2 separate regions of the Homo sapiens genome follow, and region 1 is linked to region 2. A link is a loop called in an ENCODE intact Hi-C map of the cell type or tissue named here. Cell type or tissue: heart right ventricle. All regions are shown on one strand.

Region 1 (4,000 bases), 210 kb after region 2:
CTGTTTTTTTCTGACACCTAAGACTGCTGCTGTTTTGCAGATGGAGAAACCGAGGCTAGAGAACATATGGAATTTGTTCATGGTTATTCAATTTCTGTGTAAAAAAGAGAAGGCCTGAGAGGTGGGATGGGGCTCAAAGGAGTCTGGAGGTAAACTGGCCATCCCTTACAGAAAGCAAGACAGTGTGTCATTAGGCTTTTCTCTTTTCAAGGTATTTTCAAAGTTGTCCTCTCTCCCTTCTTTTCTGTCTTGACCTCCTTGACAAAATCTGTCTGGCAGAGTGATAGGATAAGTATGTGGAGGGTGGTGGGGCATTTGGCCAGGTGTAGGTTGCCAGATTTAGCAAATAAAAATGCAGAAGCACAGCTAAAATTTGAATTTCAGATAAACAAATTTTTCTTAGAATAAGTATGTCTCCATGCAACATTTGGGACATACTTATGCTAAAATATTATTTGTGTTTCATCTGAAATTCAAATTCAACTGGACATCCTGTATTTTCTCAGGCACCTTTAGCCAGATAGCTATACCACAGCATGTGTCCTCTGGGTAAAGGTTACAAGCCTCGCGTGATAGTGAGTATGCTTAAAAAAGAAAACAAACAATAAAGTCACATTGAACTTCATTGTTTTATTTACTTTAGTGACTTTTGACATTCTTTGACAATAAAAACAGCACCATAAATATACCAAATTAAATATGTATTCTACTTTGGAAATTCTGACCTACACTAATCTTTATCAGCCCAGTTCTTCTGAAATTTTGTGAATTCACAGCATTTAATATCTAGCCCAAAGTAACTAGAAAACAGCATGGCTTCCTCATTCATCGTGAAATCACCTTAGGGATAACCTGGACAAGCTATTTAATCTCTCTTTTTACCTCCGTTCCTTCATCAGCAAAATGGAGATGCTAGCACCCATCTCATCCAGGTTTTGTGAGGAATAATTGAGAAAATGTATATGCAAGTGGCTGGTCCAGTACTTGCCAGGTAGTGGACATTCAAAATATCAGCTTCCTTTCTCTTGCCTTTCTGCTCCATTTCTGAGAATGGACAGCATCGCTTTTTAGACCACTGCAAAATATTAGGTTAAATAAGTAACACAGATATGTCTCAAAGAAACATTGATTCTTACTACTTACTGATACACAGGTACCAGCTGAGCCACATCATTTTTATAACCCCTGATGATGATTAATCAATTAATTGAATCACTCATTCAACAAGTATTTATTGAGCACCTAATATATGATAGGCACACGGTGTTCTGGGAGTTGGGGATACATGGTAAACAGAGCAAACTTGCCATTTTACCTTGAGAATTGCTTATATGATAGTGGGGGCAGGGGCGATAGTAAACAAATTATCACAAGCAAAGATACTATATTATATGGAGCAAACAATCAGAGCAAATGTTGTGAAACTGAGTATTTGGTTATGTGGAGATCATTGGTGACCTTAATAATAACTTTTTGTTCTCTGAAGATTGTTCAAGAGAATGGGAGGAGGAGGAAGTTGAGAAAGTTGAAGACTCTGCTAAAAAGGGGAGCAGGAAAATTAGTGGCAACTGAAAGGGGATATGGAGTTAAAAACCTTTTCTTTTTTTTGTTGTTTTTGTTTTTGTTTTTGAGACAGAGTTTCACTCTTGTCGCCCAGGCTGGAATGCAGTGGCACGATCTTGGCTCACCTCAACCTCCATCTCCTGGTTTCAAGCGATTCTCCTACCTTAGCCTCCAGAGTAGCTGGGACTACAGGCGCGCACCACCACGCCCAGCTAATTTTTGTATTTTTAGTAGAGACGCGGTTTCACCATATTGGCCAAGATGTTCTCGATCTCCTGACCTTGTGATCCGCCCGCCTCAGCCTCCCAAAATGCTGGTATTACAGGCGTGAGCCACTGCACCCGGCGCTTTTTGGTTTGTAAATTTTTATTTATTTATATTTTTTCGGAGACAGTGTCTCTCTCTGTTGCCTAGGATGGAGTGCGGTGGTGCCATCACAGCTCACACAGCCTGGACCTCCCAGCCTCAAGCAATCCTCCCACCTCAGCCTCCTGAGTACTTGGGACTATAGGTGCACACCACCACGCCTGGCTAATTTTTGTATTTTTTTAAAATTTTGTAGAGACAGGGTCTTGCTATGTTGCCCAGGCTGGTTTGAAATTCCTGGCCTCAAGTGATCCTTCGGCTTTGGCCTCTCAAAGTGCTGGGATTATAGGCAGGAGTCACTATACCCGGCTGTTTTTTTTTATTTTTTTATTTTTTTGTTACAACATGCTTGTAAGCTGAAGGGAATGGCCAAGTGGAGGGAAATTAATAACATAGAAGGCAGAGGACAACTCTAGGAGTGAGTGCTTGACAAGGCAGTGGAGGAAGAGGTTCCACTGGATGAGAGAAGGGCTTGCCTTGGACTGCAGTGGGGAGGGTTTACTTTCTGTAGTAAGAGGGGAGGGTAACTATGTGAGGCTGTGGGTACGTTGGGAGCTTGCTCAGTTTGGCAATGGGAAGATGTAGAGGTTCTTTACTGTCTCAGTGAAATAAAATATAAAGTATTATCTTTCACTTCTCTTATCAATAATTATTGATTATTGACAAGCTGAAAATAGAAAAAATAATTATTGACAAGAAATTTAGCTTCCTCGTTGATATCAGGCTCTCACTGAGCACCCCCAAATGCTCTTGGATATATACCATTGTCTCCCCACTCCCACTTTGGGGAGTGAGAGTCTGATTTAATTTATTCACCGGCAGCTCTTTTCAGCTCACCAGGCTGACGTGCTGGTGTTTTGCTGTTTTTACCCATCGTGTGTTTCTCTCCATTGAGATAAACTTCTTCCACAAGAAGCTGCCTATCTTGACAAGTCTGTTTTGAGTCTGTGCTCCACTGCACAGCCAGACCTGAAAGTGACGGGAACTGACAAACTCTCTGAACTTGTCCCATTGGATTTGTCTAATGGGCCTTTCCCTGACATAGATGAAAAAGTCATTGACAGAAGCAGACCACTTACCATGAACCTGAGGAGAGGTATAAGCAGCGACAGATAAAATAGGGCTTGAAAAAAAGCTGGGAAATTCAGGAGCATACGATGGGCCCAAGGAGATCTTCACTTTGAAATGCGAAGCTGAAATGGATGGGTATTGGGTTTTGCAGCCCCAGGTCACCGGCTGACCAGTGAGAATGCCGAGCTCCTGTTCTCTATTGCTCTCCCTGCACTGCACTGCAGAGAAGCTGCTAAGTGGTGACTTGGGGGTCAGGGGTGGCTTTCAGCATCCCCTCTAGGCCTGAGGGCTGAGTTCTCTTTCCAAAGAGAAAAAAGTGCTATTTGAAATTTCGTGGCCACTTAGAAATTCTAGTTTGTTGGCAGAATTCACACTGAAGGAAGTTTTCCAAACAGAAGAGTCACATCTTAGGAGTGGTATTTTTAGGTTCTATAATCAACACCTAACGTGAACATCATATAAACTCAGAATTACCCTTGAAAAGCCCTTACATCACCCTTAAAACATATATCCCTGTGTTCTAATTTTCATTCACAGTGAAATTTGAAAATCATTGCGCTAGATTAAAGGAACAAAAACAGGAAGGAAACATATGTGCAGATGTCTGGCCTCAGACCATTCTGCCTTTAAGGCAGATACCAAATCCCCAGCTTTGAGAGAGCACTGAGGGGAGAACGCAAAACATCCTTGTTGGGCCACAGGGTTTACTTTATTCCCCTTGAATCTTAAGCCTTGACAGCTTTTACAGATGGTAAAGGATGTGTTCGTCATCGTGATGAGTAATTGAAATAGCGGCAACGCATCAGGTCCAGGTTAGGGGTAAAGTGAAATGATATCACTTCACTCTATTTTCTTTAAGAAGAAGCTGTAGATAAGTCAGTGGATATGTAAAGGTAGGATCCAGGTCTCCTCTACAAGGAGTAAGTTGGCTGAATGAAGGTTAAAATGGCTTGATTAAAGTAGTAAAGCAACTAATTTCTTAAATACTTAGGGAAAATGT
Region 2 (4,000 bases):
ACGAGAGGGCAGCATTGTCTACACAAACACAGAATGGCGACTGCATTTGAACCTCAGACATTTTCGTGAGGCTGTTTCACCATTTGGTTTCAATCACAGGGAATGATCATAGAAACAGCATCATTGATGCTTAAATTCACAGTTTTTAAAATAAAAACTCTAATCTCTTCGTCTGCGCAACCATTAGGACAAGGCTAAATATCGTGGAACAATGACACATATTTTTCTTATATTTCTCTGTCTTTTCCAGCATGTCTTCTTTACGCTCTACGCTCCGTTTCTGTAGTTTACTTACTTTGAAAAAAAAAAAAATCACCCGACTATTATTATGATTCTGGCCACATGAATCCCAGTGAGCATCAATTTCTTTGTCTACGGAACTTTTTTTTTCCCCTGGAGTCTTGCTCTGTCGCCCAGGCTGCAGTGCAGTGGTGCGATCTTGGCTCACTGCAACCTCCGCCTCCCGGGTTCAGGTGATTCTCCTGCCTCAGCCTCCTGAGTAGCTGGGATTACAGGCGCCCGCCACCATGCCCAACTAATTTTTGTATTTTTAGTAGAGACGAGGTTTCACCATGTTGGCCAGGATGGTCTCGATCTCTTGGCCTCGTGATCCACCTGCCTCGGCCTCCCGAAGTGCTGGGATTATAGGCGTGAGCCACCGCGCCCGGCCATCTACAGAACTGGTAAGCAGTCTAGGGTAGTAAATAGAAACAGGGCCCCAGCTGTGGGCAGGGGCTGCTTCTGCCACTTCGAGATTTGCTTTTCCCCATAGATGAACTGAAGGTAATAACAGCATCTGCCTCTCACTGTGCTGTTGTGAGGATGCACTTTATAATGGATTTCATAAGGTGCCTGGCACATAGAAAGTGCTCAGTAAACATTGCGGTAACAGTGGTGGACTCTTTTTTTTTTTAATTGAATGAGTTGTCAACATTTAAAAATCTGGAGAGCTCACATAAAAATCCTCACTGATCAGTTTTGTCCACATATATTACTTGCCCGGCTTCTGTGGGCACGCGGGTTGTGGTCCTTCGTGAGCCCTTCCATCTCCCACCATCTGTTTATTGCCTTTAGATGATGATAAAAAAAAACTGCACCATGGCCAGCAAGAACAGCTGTAGGAAGGAAGACTTCAGATTTTTTCTCCAAGTTGCAGAAGATGATTGTGCTCAGTCCTAACAACTCTCTGTAGATTCTTTTATCTGAGCAATCCAAAGCCCTTAGCGCTGCAGTTTAATCTAATTTGTTTCTTTTGTCAGATTTCATTTTGAGGCTGAAGCCTTTGAGAGACTAGCAGAGAGCATTTCCTATGGGAAATTTGGTTTCATTCATTCCTAGGTGGCAGGTTGGGGGGTCAGGATTGTCAAACTGGGGAGGACATCTGATGCCTGATGGTAAAACAAAAAGCCACCAGGGACAGGCTTAGGACAGTTCCACTGTGACATCCTTTTTCCTTTTTTCCCCTTCACTTCCTCAGCCCCCCTACCCCATGTGTTAAATGGGTTTTCTTATTTTTAATCTTAAAGAAAAAGAATTTGTGTTTATAAAATAAGATTTAAAAGGTTATTTCCTCCTCACAGTGGGAATCCAGGGAGATAGCTTGGCAGCCCCCAGGAGCTCAGGGAGGAACTCAGCAATCCTCTCATCTGTCTTACAGAACCGTGCTAAGTTACCAAAGGAAACCACCACTCATTTATCTAAACCCTTTGCAGTTAAATGCTCAGAGACGAATGCGCTTGTTGCAACTGCTCTCAGGGTGGCAGCAGACACTCAGAATGGTGTTTCGATTTAACTTATTGCATTTCAGCTAATTGAAAAGCAGAGCACATCGAAGGGCCTCTGTGAGAACACTTTTCAGACTATAAATCGGGGCTGGAGGAGATGTTTAATTAAATCAGTCCTGAGGTCACAGGAAGGAAAAGCAAACCTCTCCCTCCCAGACTTGACCTGGTTCACGTAGCATGGCAGCTGGAGAACTTGGAAATGTGTTAGTAGGACTAATGTAAATATACCAGATTAAAGCACTTCCCCGCCAGACTACGAAGCAAGAAATCGGATCTAGAGACAGACAATGGCTCTGACCTTCCAGTTTAATTCTGTATGCAAGAAACACACAGATGAAGATGGCCGGAGAGGCCGAATTGCTACGTTTCAGATTGCAGTGCGAGGACAGACTTTCTTAAAAGAGCTTATTTCCAAAGAATTCTGTTATTTGCGAGCAGGGACTTGGGAAGCCTTGAGTCAGTCCTGGGTCAGAACTGAGTGTTTGAAGGGGTGAATCATTAACTAAAACCCAACAGTTCATGAAGGAGGAAACCTAGTTAGAATTTGGGATCCTAGACAGGACACTAGCCAGGTGTCATCTGCAACAAAGGAAAGCGTGGCCAACCCAGCGTGGCCCACACAGGAAGGCTCCACACAAACCTATTGGTCTCACTTTTCTTGCTGAATTCTCTCTCAGGTTCATGGGCTTGTATGATGAATGTTCATGCAACATCTCTCAACAGCCTTCTCTCCCCATCCTTCCCAAATTTAAAGATAGGATCACGTGACAGAAAGAAAAAGAGCAGAATGTAAATGTGAAATCATAGCATTTGAAGGTGTGATCTTGGTTTTTAGCTAGAAGACGAGGAAGCTGAAGAAGTAACTAATTCAGGCCGGGCATGGTGGCTCATGCCTGTAATCTCAGCACTTTGGGAGGCTGAAGTAAGCAGATCTCTTGAGCCCATGAGTTAGAGACCAGCCTGGGCAACATGGTGAAACCCTGTCTCTACAAAAATGCAAAAATTAGCCGGGAGCAGTGGTGCACTCCTGTATTCCTAACTACTTGGGAGGCTGAGGCGGGAGGTTGGCTTGAACCTGGCAGGTGGAGTTGCAGTGAGCTGAGATCACACCAGATCTGCACTCCAGCCTGGGCAATAGAGCCAGACCTTGTCTCCTTAAGATAATAATAATAATAATAATAAAAGTAATTAATTCAGTCCAGCCAGTCAGCATAGGGAGCTAGCATGTTGGTCATAATTGCATGGCCCAGTCTGGAGCACATAGGTTCCTGTGATGAGCATCATGATGTGAAACAAAGCAGTCAGTGCCTTGGAATCATTACCCACTCCCCTTGCATCTCTAATCGTATATTGATTATGCTTATTTTTCATTCATAATTTTCTATGACTCCTTATTTCCCATGATACATCCAATTTCCCATGAAAGATCCATATCAGTCCTATTACCCCTTTGGATCTATTTGTTTGCTGGATCAATTCTCATTAAGACTTTAGTTTCACAGTTGTGGGAGGAGGGCAGGAGAGCTGTAGGGGAGGCATTTATTCACTTCTCCTGGTATCTGAGCAGGTAGACACAAAAACCTCTCCCCATGCCGTTTTTTCCTTATCTCTTCCTCTTGGATACTTTCTTGGTTTCCACTCTCTCCTCCTGTTTTCCTCTCCCTTCCAGACTGCAAAGAGGACCTGAAGGATGAGATCAGGGTTTGTGATAGAGGTCAAGCGTCTGCCTTACCTTAGGCAGCTGCCCCTTATCCCTCTTCCTGTTCTAATGATCAGCAAAGGAAGGAGCAGATGAGGGATCAGAAGAAGAGAAATAAGGACAGCAAAGCCAAAAGGTCCTGCAGGACAGGGGGTCTGGAGGCAGAAACTTGAGATCCAATGCTGAGATGGATGAGATGTTTGACTTGAGCAGTCATTCACCTCTCTGGGCCTCAGTTATCACAGCTGTAAATCAGAGGAACAGATTGGACGTGCTCTAAGCCTGGCTCTGGGGTTCTACGAGTCTATGAACTAGGAAACAGCAGTTTACAATTTGAAAACGCTGCAGGATGCTTGTAAAGTTAATTTACAAAAAAAAAAAACAAAACCAATAGCAACAACAACAAAACCCTTCCTGTGATATATGTATTTATACCCCATCACTGATACCATTATGTATGAATAACTTACTAGAACCAATCAAAAAAAGAAAAGAAAAAGCACCGAAGGGCAGAATG

Evidence for each region. A loop is a pair of places that touch in the nucleus more often than their neighbours do. Peaks named below come from ENCODE experiments on the same cell type or tissue, not always from the same donor. Only the 100,000 strongest peaks of a DNase experiment are listed, where the experiment ranks them.
Region 1: a loop joins it to region 2, with 3 times the contacts of the local background. A loop is called at or near these places in 7 of 110 quality-filtered maps.

Annotation. Positions count from the first base shown.
Region 1 is chr2:207,265,776-207,269,775 of GRCh38, reverse strand. It overlaps LINC01802 (long intergenic non-protein coding RNA 1802), which reads right to left. Exons shown (of 3, transcript NR_146973.1): 2 at 883-1,075. It overlaps MIR1302-4 (microRNA 1302-4), which reads left to right and starts at 352; the gene lies at 352-501. In heart right ventricle, no CTCF peak of the experiment used is centred here; no DNase peak of the experiment used is centred here.
Region 2 is chr2:207,471,090-207,475,089 of GRCh38, reverse strand. No RefSeq gene overlaps it. Among named protein-coding and RNA genes, the nearest start is that of CREB1, 57 kb to the left of the region's middle. In heart right ventricle, CTCF peaks have their summits at 5 (motif pointing right), 1,553 and 1,759; a DNase peak (open chromatin) is centred at 1,759; H3K4me3 peaks cover 1,012 bases; H3K27ac peaks cover 965 bases.